Linked DNA regions of Homo sapiens: region 1 is linked to region 2. A link is an interaction called in ENCODE POLR2A ChIA-PET data of the cell type or tissue named here. Cell type or tissue: OCI-LY7. All regions are shown on one strand. Each heading gives the region's core, and the rest is flanking DNA. Links, peaks and the distances in the headings are about the cores only.

Region 1 (5,390 bases), core at 161-5,160, 340 kb after region 2:
GATTCTCTGTCATTCCCCTGCTCGTAAACCTAATACAAACTTTAGCAGTAGCAGATCATAATAGCATTTGAACAAGTTAGCTTCTCTGTGATACAGAGGAGCAAGTTATCCTTTGGATGATGACGATTTTAATTTTAATTTTTATCTGGAGATTTGCTGGCCCACTAGCTGCCAGTTCTCCACTAGCACCGAGGAAGTATAAATGAACACACTGACATGCACAGATCTAAGATCTTGCTTTTAACAATTTGTGAAGAACTGTGAAAGTTACAACCTGTAGTCATTTATAAGGGGCAGTGAATCTACCTGTTAGAGGTCTGTAAGGATAAAGCATCAATTTGACCCACTCTATCCATCTAAGCTGGTGTGCAAGGCACCAAGGTAACGAGCAATTCTAACCAACTGCCCAGCACCTCTAACTCAGCAGTAGTATGAAAACATTTATTGATCAGTGGATCTGTGAAGGCCTCAGGATAGAACCCTTGCAAATGTCATGGGTCAGTTATGTTAGCCAACATGACAGTTAAGGCCAAGAAAAATATATTCCACTACTTATAGGAAATACTCTAAGCATATACCAAATTTCACTCAAATGAAGTGTAATTTTCTATGCCTATGGCCCTACAGACGCTACGATTTTATGAGCAGAAATTTTTTCTTAGCTATAAAGTTTTGTTTTAAAATATTTACCCATTAAACTGTGAGTAATGTTTTTAAAAAGGATGACATATTTAACCCAACTTCAAAAATAAAACTATCTTACTGCATTTTTACTTCAAAGACAACAATAAAGTGAGAAAAAACTGAAATATGTAGAGGCAAATATCTCCTACATGAAATAATTCAATCTATTAAATCATTTGTAGGTGTTCTTTAAAATAATATTTGTTTATTCAAAACCTGAAAAAAAATTAACCAATACTATATTAGAATAACTTCCTCTAAAAATGCCTTACATAAAACTTTATCTACACTGAATGCTGTGATTCGGGGTGACTTGATAGTCTCAACTTCTTTAAATAACAGATTTGCACAACGCTTAAACACATACAGTTCCTTCAATATGATTCCAAAAGAAGCTTAACTAGATATCACCTAAGAGATGCACCAAAATTCAGAGGTTCCATCTAACCTGACAAACACACAGTATTGGGTTGTCTGTTAAGGTTCCCGAAAATAGGATAAACCACACTCAAAGTGGAATGTGACACACACCCACCCCTACCCAGACAACCAGTAGAAAAAATCGTTCTCCACTCTCTGACTAAACAGGTAAAACCCACAGATGTTCCCTCACATATAATCTTTACATGTGATAGCAGACTAACAACTACCCAGGGAACCAAAAGGCAGGGTTTTGAGAGGCATGTGTGATAGGAGAGGTAATCCACAAAGGGAGCAGAGTAAGGGGATGCTTTCTTCTGAAATGAGATATGACTTAACTGATTAAGTAAAGGACTCTGACTTCTATTAGGCAGATAACTTTAATTTGCTCTATTTTGATAAATTAATCCATTACAGTCATTAGGCCAATGCAGGCAGTGCAGAACTTGTAAAAATCAACCACAAAAGCACTGTTAACTTTGACCAAAAATAAGCCAAACTAACACTGCAATCTAATCTCTTTCTGAAGATGGTAACCACATTTTCACCGAAATACAGATGGGCAGATTAACTACAAACCACAACCAAATATTTGACACCAAACAGTCCAAAGACCACAGTGATGCACTTAATAAGCACACCAAACATCCATATTAAGTAACACAAGCACACTGATAAGTGTTGATTAACCAGTTTTACATTTTCTATCAGCTACAGCACAGAGGACCCTTTGCTTGCCAAAGGGAGTGCCATACGAAGGTAAATAACCTTTCTCTCTGCCTGACCCAGTCCAAGCAACTGTTTTAGAATCAATAAAAGGAGCCAAAGCCACTGCACTGCAGACCTAGCTTCTAAAGCAAACTTATCAGCTATCCAATCCTCAGCCCACAAGTGAGAATTTCCTTACAAATTCCCAAGTCAGAAAATTAACTAAAGTAGATATCTTCCCTGAAACTGTTTGAAGGGCTTATTATGTGTGACTTCTACATTTAAAAATTAAAACCTGTAATACACATTTTGCTCTATTTATGAAGAGCTTACATATGAACTAGTAATGATGTCACTAAGGCTCAAAGACAAAGTAAACCTCCAAATTTCAGATGACACTATAGTTAAACGTTTCTTTTACTTTTAATAGAACTATGGTTCAATTATTTGTTTATTTAAATAATAACCTTTATATAGTTCCTTTCCCCATTTATCTAATAGCAAAATTGCAGTCTACATCACATGATACTGTATGTGGATTTCATTTATTAAAAATGAGCCTTAAACAAACTTATTAAAACAAAGTTGTTTATTTTGCCGGTGATTGGGGTTGTCAAAATTTAAGCAAAGAAGTGTATAAAGTTCACTTATTTATCAGTTCAATTGTTCATAAAAAAGGTTACAAAAATAATATATGTAATATATTAATAATATGGGTTTTTTAAAGATTCAGACCATTAAAACAAATATTATCCTAAGAAACAAAGGATGTTAGGTTTAATTCAAACTGGGGTTTTTCCACAAATCCATCCACTTATAATCATTGACCACCAAAAGCTAAACAATGATCTGCCATCTGAAACGGCTTTGATGTAATACAGTCCTAAGAGTGACAAAAAGTCTTAGGTTAAACGGTTTTACCTAACAAAGAAATATTTGTTCTATTTGAGTGAAACATTCTTTGAATATTATTACTGTAAGTTTATAAACTGTACATGATTCATTTGAAGAACCATATTAGATTCACCACAAAGTAAGTCCTATTAGAATTTTTCCTACACAAAATTGTTATCTTTGTTTTTACATAAAAGTAAGATCAGTAAACTCAGAAATCATACCAAGCAATAAATTCTACCTGCGTTCAACGTTGGGAAAATTTTTATTTAATCGGCCCTCTCACCTTCAATGCATAAGATTATCATTTTAAACCAGAAAAACTCCAGGTTGGCCTGGTTCCAATGCTGATCTCATCTCAAAACAGAAATAAGTGTCTTAAAAATAACCAAACAGCCATCTTCTAACTACTGCACCAGACCCAAAGCAGCAGCATAAGGTAAGAGGTTATTTTTCTCCTCTTTGTCCATGTATCTTTATAACATTAACCATTTCCAGGTAAGCACTTTTCTTTCCTAAAAGTAAACACTGACCAGAAAATTCGAGGTCATGATCATAAAGGGAGAGAGAGTTTTACATTTAACATCATTGCCTCAAATCACCCATTCTTACCTAGTCACAACCAATGACGACAAGAAATAATGTAAACCATGAAGAAACACTGTTTAATGTGTCTGCATTTTTAAAAATCAAATTCCAACAAGATAACAATACAACATAGCACATATTTTAGCCATGCTATTATTCTATCATTAAAAAAACCACTTAAGGCCCTAACACCTCTTCCACTAAAATGTCATAGTGTATTTGTTACCCTATAATTTCATTGTCTTACTGTTATTGCATTACACTACTTTTGGCAACTCCGTTCAACCACTACAAACATACTTGCTGAACATTCCATTTCTGCACAGAGATGACAAAAACCATTGTCTTCCACAGTCACTTAAGTTCAAACAACAATGATGTTTTTACTAATTAATCAGACTACAACAACAGCTGCATATAAAACCAACAGTTCAAATGCACCTTCTGCAAAAGATACAAGTAAATAAAAAACCATGAGTACTTACCTACAGTTGGGAGGAGGGTCCAATGTGATTTCTGCAAGTTCCTTCTGAATTCTTTAAAATAAAGACAAAGAACATTATGTTAAAAATATCTTCACTCTTAACAATTTATTTCATTAAAACGTTACATTTTAATAACATTTCCCTTTGGTATATTAGTTTGAAATACTAATACTGTATAAAGAATCACATCCAACAAACAATAAAGTTGCAATTTCTGCCAGGGTTTTGAGGATGCATCTAAAGGATGAGACTACCAGTGCATGCAACCTGTGGAAGGAACACTACGACTTCACTGAACCACTGACAGCACTAATTAAAATTTCTAAAGCTGGAAATTTCTGCCACACCATTCATGGGTCATTTTAACTTCTGTTTTGTATTAGAGCATTCCCATACAGGATGGAAAGCTGATATTAAGTTAAATCCAAGCATCATGACTGATAGAATCAAATGATTCGGGATCTCATTCCAACACCTGAAACTGCCATCAAGATGCATATGGTATTCCTTCCTGGAGCCTCTAATTTGGACCAGGTTGGGACTTTGAAGTTTAACACTATTTCATCGGCTAGAACTACCCTAATATTACATGAGCAATTAATGTCATTGCATGAGCTTCATGCAAAAAAAAAAATTTAAGCCTGCTCTATCCTCATGTGTTACATTCTACTTTTATTTTTAACAGCATCTAACATCCTATGTACATACAAAAAGGCTGAAAGTGCGCCACTGTTTTCTAAGACTATACTTGGCAATCCCTTAACTATCATTCATACCTTATTAAATGTAGGCTTTGTTAAATCAAATACCAAAAAATTCTCAAAACCGTTTCTTCTCCTTTGCCTTGGTTCTTAAATATGGGGTTATTAATAGCTGGATGCCTGTTGTCTGGTAATTACTGTGACAGTATATCAATAATAACTGATTAAAGTATCTTTAAAAACCAAAACAAGAATTTGAGCAAAAATATTTAAACTCAAACAATTTCATTCTACTTCTTTTTCAAGACAACAAACTACTAGAATAAATGGGATCCCTCCAATAGAATTGGTATCAACTTCCCGAAGGAACTGCATGCTACTAATATAATTGTGACTTCTCTAAACCACGTGATTCAAGGTTGGCGAGGCATTATGAATCAGAGCACGGCTAAGAAATTCAAAGTCAAAAAAATGTCATTGTAATTCTGCTAGGCCATTAAATTGAGTCCCTGAGCAAGAATACTGCTCACACATGCTTGCTCTCTCTCCCTGTGCCTCAGTTTTCCGTCCTGTAAAATAGAAGTTAACTAGAACAAACTCCGTGATCTCTTTTAACACACTGTAACTTCCTTCTAATATGGATTCTGTGAAGTATTTATATGCATACAAAGTACATATTGCCCATATTTAAATGACAGAAGTCTCAAAGATTTGATATAGGAGAAGATATTTTATGGATTTCACACAAAAGTATACAACAGACACTTCAAAACTCAGTGGCTAAGTCCAGGTTAAAGATGGCCAACTAGGCACACACACTTTCACCTCTCACTCATTCAGGACCCCACTGGGTGGGTAGGGGACATACAGAAAATGCAAAAAGGAATAAACAGCAAAGAGAAGGGTGGTG
Region 2 (5,390 bases), core at 273-5,272:
GGCAGGAGAAAGAAATAAAGGGTATTCAATTAGGAAAAGAGGAAGTCAAATTGTCCCTGTTTGCAGGTCACATGATTGTATATCTAGAAAATCCCATTGTCTCAGCCCAAAATCTTCTTAAGCTGATAAGCAACTTCAGCAAAGTCTCAGGATACAAAATCAATGTGCAAAAATCACAAGCATTCTTATACACCAATAACAGACAGAGAGCCAAATCATGAGTGAACTCCCATTCACAATTGCTTCAGAGAGAATAAAATACCTAGGAATCCAACTTACAAGGGATGTGAAGGACCTCTTCAAGGAGAACCACAAACCACTGCTCAATGAAATAAAAGAGGACACAAACACATGGAAGAACATTCCATGCTCATGGGTAGGAAGAATCAGTATCGTGAAAATGGCCACACTGCCCAAGGTAATTTATAGATTCAATGCCATCCCCATCAAGCTACCAATGACTTTCTTCACAGAATTGGAAAAAACTACTTTAAAGTTCATATGGAACCAAAAAAGAGCCCGCATTGCCAAGTCAATCCTAAGCCAAAAGAACAAAGCTGGAGGCATCACACTACCTGACTTCAAACTATACTACAAGGCCATAGTAACCAAAACAGCATGGTACTGGTACCAAAACAGAGATATAGACCAATGGAACAGAACAGAACCCTCAGAAATAATACCACACATCTACAACTATCTGATCTTTGACAAACCTGACAAAAACAAGAAATGGGGAAAGGATTCCCTATTTAACAAATGGTGCTGAGAAAACTGGCTAGCCATATGGAGAAAGCTGAAACTGGATCCCTTCCTTACACCTTATACAAAAATTAATTCAAGATGGATTAAAGACTTAAACGTTAGACCTAAAACCATAAAAACCCTAGAAGAAAACCTAGGCAATACCATTCAGGACATAGGGATGGGGGTCAAGGACTTCATGTCTAAAACACCAAAAGCAATGGCAACAAAAGCCAAAATTGACAAATGGGATCTAATTAAACTAAAGAGCTTCTGCACAGCAAAAGAAACTACCAGCAGAGTGAACAGGCAACCTACACAATGGGAGAAAATTTTTGTAATCTACCCATCTGACAAAGGTCTAATATCCAGAATCTACAAAGAACTCAAACAAATTTACAAGAAAAAAACAAACAACCCCATCAAAAAGTGGGCAAAGGATATGAACAGACACTTCTCAAAAGAAGACATGTATGCAGCCAACAGACACATGAAAAAAATGCTCATCATCACTGGCCATCAGAGAAATGCAAATCAAAACCACAATGAGATACCATCTCACACCAGTTAGAATGGCAATCATTAAAAAGTCAGGAAACAACAGATGCTGGAGAGGATGTGAAGAAATAGGAATGCTTTTACACTGTTGGTGGGACTGTAAACTAGTTCAACCATTGTGGAAGTCAGTGTGGCGATTCCTCAAGGATCTAGAACTAGAAATACCATTTGACCCAGCAATCCCATTACTGGGCGTATACCCAAAGGATTATAAATCCTGCTGCTATAAAGACACGTGCACACGTATGTTTATTGTGGCACTACTCACAACAGCAAAGACTTGGAACCAACCCAAATGTCCATCAAGGATGGACTGGATTAAGAAAATGTGGCACATATACACTATGGAATATTATGCAGCCATAAAAAAGGATGAGTTCATGTCCTTTGTAGGGACACGGATGAAGCTGGAAACCATCATTCTGAGCAAACTATTGCAAGGACAGAAAACCAAACACCGCATGTTCTCACTCATAGGTGGGAATTGAACAACGAGAACACATGGACACAGGAAGGGGAACATCACACACCGGGGCCTGTTGTGGGGTGGGGGGAGGGGGAGGGGGGAGGTATAGCATTCGGAGATATACCTAATATAAATGATGAGTTAACGGGTGCAGCACACCAACATGGCACATGTATATATATGTAACAAACCTGCACGTTGTGCACATGTACCCTAGAACTTAAAATAAAATAAAAAAATACATATATACATATATAAAAAGAAAGATATTTCTAGCCCCATATTAATAAACAGATACAGAGTGGGAGGTACATCTTAAGACAGATACTGAACAGCCTCTTGGCCTCTAAAGAGCACACCCACTATGTGCATGAGGTATATTTTTACTTGCAAATTAGGTCCAGTATGTACTTACAGAGCTTTACATATTTAAATTACCCAGTCTAGGATAATCATTAAAAAATCAGTAATAAAATAATACTGGAGAACCATTCCTATAAAGATAACAAAAGAATTAAACATCAGCATTTAACTTGAGCAGTTATTTCTAACGTGCATGATACCAAACCACTGTGGTGTCAATTCATGTTTAATATTTTAACCAGACTTAAAATTCTTATTGGAGTGATGAGTAGATGATGGTGACCTTAACTCAACATTGTACAAAAAGAAAGAAAGAAAGGAAAGGAGTGGGGGAGGGAGGATAAGCTGCTCACGGCAGGACAGCCACAGGGCTGCTGGTATTAGTTAAACATGACTATCTTTTATTTCTGGAGACAAGTATTTAAGTTTTGATTAAAATCGGAAATGAAAATCAGCTTAGTAATTTAAATCTAATTCTCACTTGTACGAAGTTCAAATCTCTAGTATAGTCTTTCTGATAGAGAAGGGCCTCCAGGTAATCTAGTGTGTGGTGAGGAGGTGATAGGTCACGGTTAAGGTTGACTACAGGTCAGAAAAACCAGGATGTTTAATGCCTACCATGCCCAGTGACACTTTGAGATTGCTTGCCTCTGGGAGTGATGTTAAATGCTTAATCAAATGCACTTGAATTCCATAAAAGGTACAAAAAAGCCAACTCTCAATTTGTAATCAAGTTATAAGCCAAAATAAAAATGAGGAATTATTTCTCTAGGGATAACCTAAGAATAAAGCTTCAGTGCTTAATTTCATTAGCTGGTTATTTTTAATCTGTCAAAACTAAAGTTCATGGAGTTCTAATATATTCAGCCTGTACCCATAAGCAAATCATTATATTACTCTTGTGTTGAGACTTCAGTTTTCCAGTGACTTATTTGACTAACCTCATTAGAATTTCTTAGGAATGATAATAACTAATTATGGGAATAAAGGTGTCTATACAATTTATTTTTAGCACTCAGATCAGTTAATATAAATACAATTATAAAAAGAAATGGGGTCTTGCTATGTTGCCCAGGTTGGTCTTTGAGCTCCTGGGCTCAAGGGACCCTCTTGCCTCAGCTCCCAAGTAGCTGGGAATACAGGCATATGCCACTGTGCCTGGCAATAAATAACACTGAGATGAACAGATTTCAGTGAAGAGAAGAGTTGAAATAGTCACATTAATATCCTCATCCTGGATGGGCAATATCCCATTGACCAATGCTAGGAAACAATGCCATATTCAAAAAGTTGGTATATGTCATGCCTCCCAATCTCCTCCAATTTAAAAGTTACAGTAAGAATAAGATTCTATAAATTAACCATGAAGAGAGTCTTTATTTCAGAAAAAAATCTGCTGATAAGTTGGTATCTTGAACCTTTTCTTGGAGACTGATTTCAGGATGGTACAAACGTCATAATCTGAATTCATTTACCAGATTTGCTTTTACATGAGTCTGAGACTCGGGCATCAAGCTGTAAAGATATACATAACTACATAAAGATATGTCTGTACATCTATGTTTGCCCAGGTGTATAAACTGAGGGGCAGAGAAGGAGGAATAATGAAGTGAAATACCATTTGCACACTTGGATTTATCTGCACTTTCACCCTATACTTATAGAAGAAACATCTTAAGCAATGTACTCTTGAGGACTGAGAATGAAACATGCAGATCAATTATGTTAAGTTTGAGACTAGTTTGAAGTCATGGTGAAATATTTAGACAACTGGGTTTTGTTAGGGCATCAAGCTATCAGTGGTTTTGGAGGACTTATCTCATTAGGTGAAACCAACCATTGCCCAGTTACTATTGTTGACATGCCTTTGATAAAACGATCTGTAATATGACCTTCAAGGGATATCACTCTAGAGAAAAACAATGAGAAACGCAGTAAGACAGCCATGTTGACATGTTTCTCTTAGACGCATAGGCTGACCTAGTGTGTTGATGTCAATATAGACAAAAAGCTATGCTGACTTTCTGAAAGAATTTGTCAGATCCCTATAAACTCCAAGGAAGACTATGTAAGCCTGGTTTGTGGACAAGAGGATATTAAAATACAGTGACAGAGTGACTTGCTGATAAAGAAGTGGGAAGTTACCTTTGGAAAAAGTTATAGATGAGGCTGCTATGCTCCTTATATTTGAAAAAGTAAGTTAATGATGGGGAAGTTGAATCTCATCAATTGCATTAACTACAGCAGGGTCTCCAATATGTCATTTTGTTCAATGTTGGTTGACGAGAAAAAATAATATTCCTGACAGAGCCACTGTTTGTGTAGAGTTTGCATGTTCTCACTGCGTCTGGTGTGGGTTTTCTCTGGGTACTCCAGTTTCTTCCTACACCCCAAAGGTGTATTTAAGTGAACTGGTGTATCTAAACTGTCCCAGTGTGAGGAAGCATGGGTCTGTGTGTGAGTGTGTCCTGCGATGGAATGGCATCCTGTCCAGGGTTGGTTCCCGTCTTGTACCCTGGGCTGCCAGGATGGGTTCTAGCTGACTGAGATCCTAAACTGGAATAAACAAGCTGGAAAATGAATGAATGAATACAAAGGATTGTAAAATAGAAGTGCTTAGTCTATGATAATCATACAAAATGCGCAACAGTAAATGATGTAGTATGAAAGCATTCAATGAGCCTGCCATATTGGTTAGCATCTGAACTGCATGGTTGTAGGAGGTGCTCCTCACAATTTTTGCTTTGCAAAAACTTATTTGATTTAGTCCACCACCAACACAAACACCGTCATTCACTGATTTCCCTAAAATTGGATAAATAATTATCTTACTTGTATTTAGTGTTTCTTAAATGTATGGATAGCTCACATCTATTTCAATGTTTAGTATTAGGAGTGTTTTAGGTCTTCCTTTAGGAGTTTGGTGATATGTCTGTGATGAGAAATGTGCCGAAGGGACTTGGCAATTGTTTAGATCAATTAGCCTATGGTAAAACTGGTCTCATTATAAGAACCTACTGACAATGTTAAATGAGGACTTACTGTACATTACGGATAGGTAAAGAAAGCAATAATTCTACAGGACATACCAATTCCATGTGTGCTATTTATGGGTCACAGAATGTCAGCATTTGCTTTAAAATTATATAGATTATTATGAGTTAATTTAAAATATAAATTTTGTTGGTATACGGGAAGAAATGCTGGATTCCTGATTTACACATTGTAAAGTCATGTGTGAGGCAAAACAGTGAAATTC

What was found. ChIA-PET counts read pairs that join two places held together with the same protein. Peaks named below come from ENCODE experiments on the same cell type or tissue, not always from the same donor. Only the 100,000 strongest peaks of a DNase experiment are listed, where the experiment ranks them.
Region 1: POLR2A ChIA-PET joins it to region 2 with 12 read pairs; 2 of 35 experiments call an interaction of 5 or more read pairs at or near these places.

Annotation. Positions count from the first base shown.
Region 1 is chr3:23,215,702-23,221,091 of GRCh38, reverse strand. UBE2E2 (ubiquitin conjugating enzyme E2 E2) reads right to left here. Exons shown (of 6, transcript NM_152653.4): 3 at 3,780-3,830. Among named protein-coding and RNA genes, the nearest start is that of UBE2E2, 15 kb to the right of the region's middle. In OCI-LY7, for the core only: no CTCF peak of the experiment used is centred there; no DNase peak of the experiment used is centred there; H3K4me3 peaks cover 1,081 bases; H3K27ac peaks cover 1,118 bases.
Region 2 is chr3:23,556,684-23,562,073 of GRCh38, reverse strand. All of the region lies in intron 5 of UBE2E2 (ubiquitin conjugating enzyme E2 E2), which reads right to left. Among named protein-coding and RNA genes, the nearest start is that of UBE2E1, 250 kb to the left of the region's middle. In OCI-LY7, for the core only: no CTCF peak of the experiment used is centred there; no DNase peak of the experiment used is centred there; H3K27ac peaks cover 410 bases.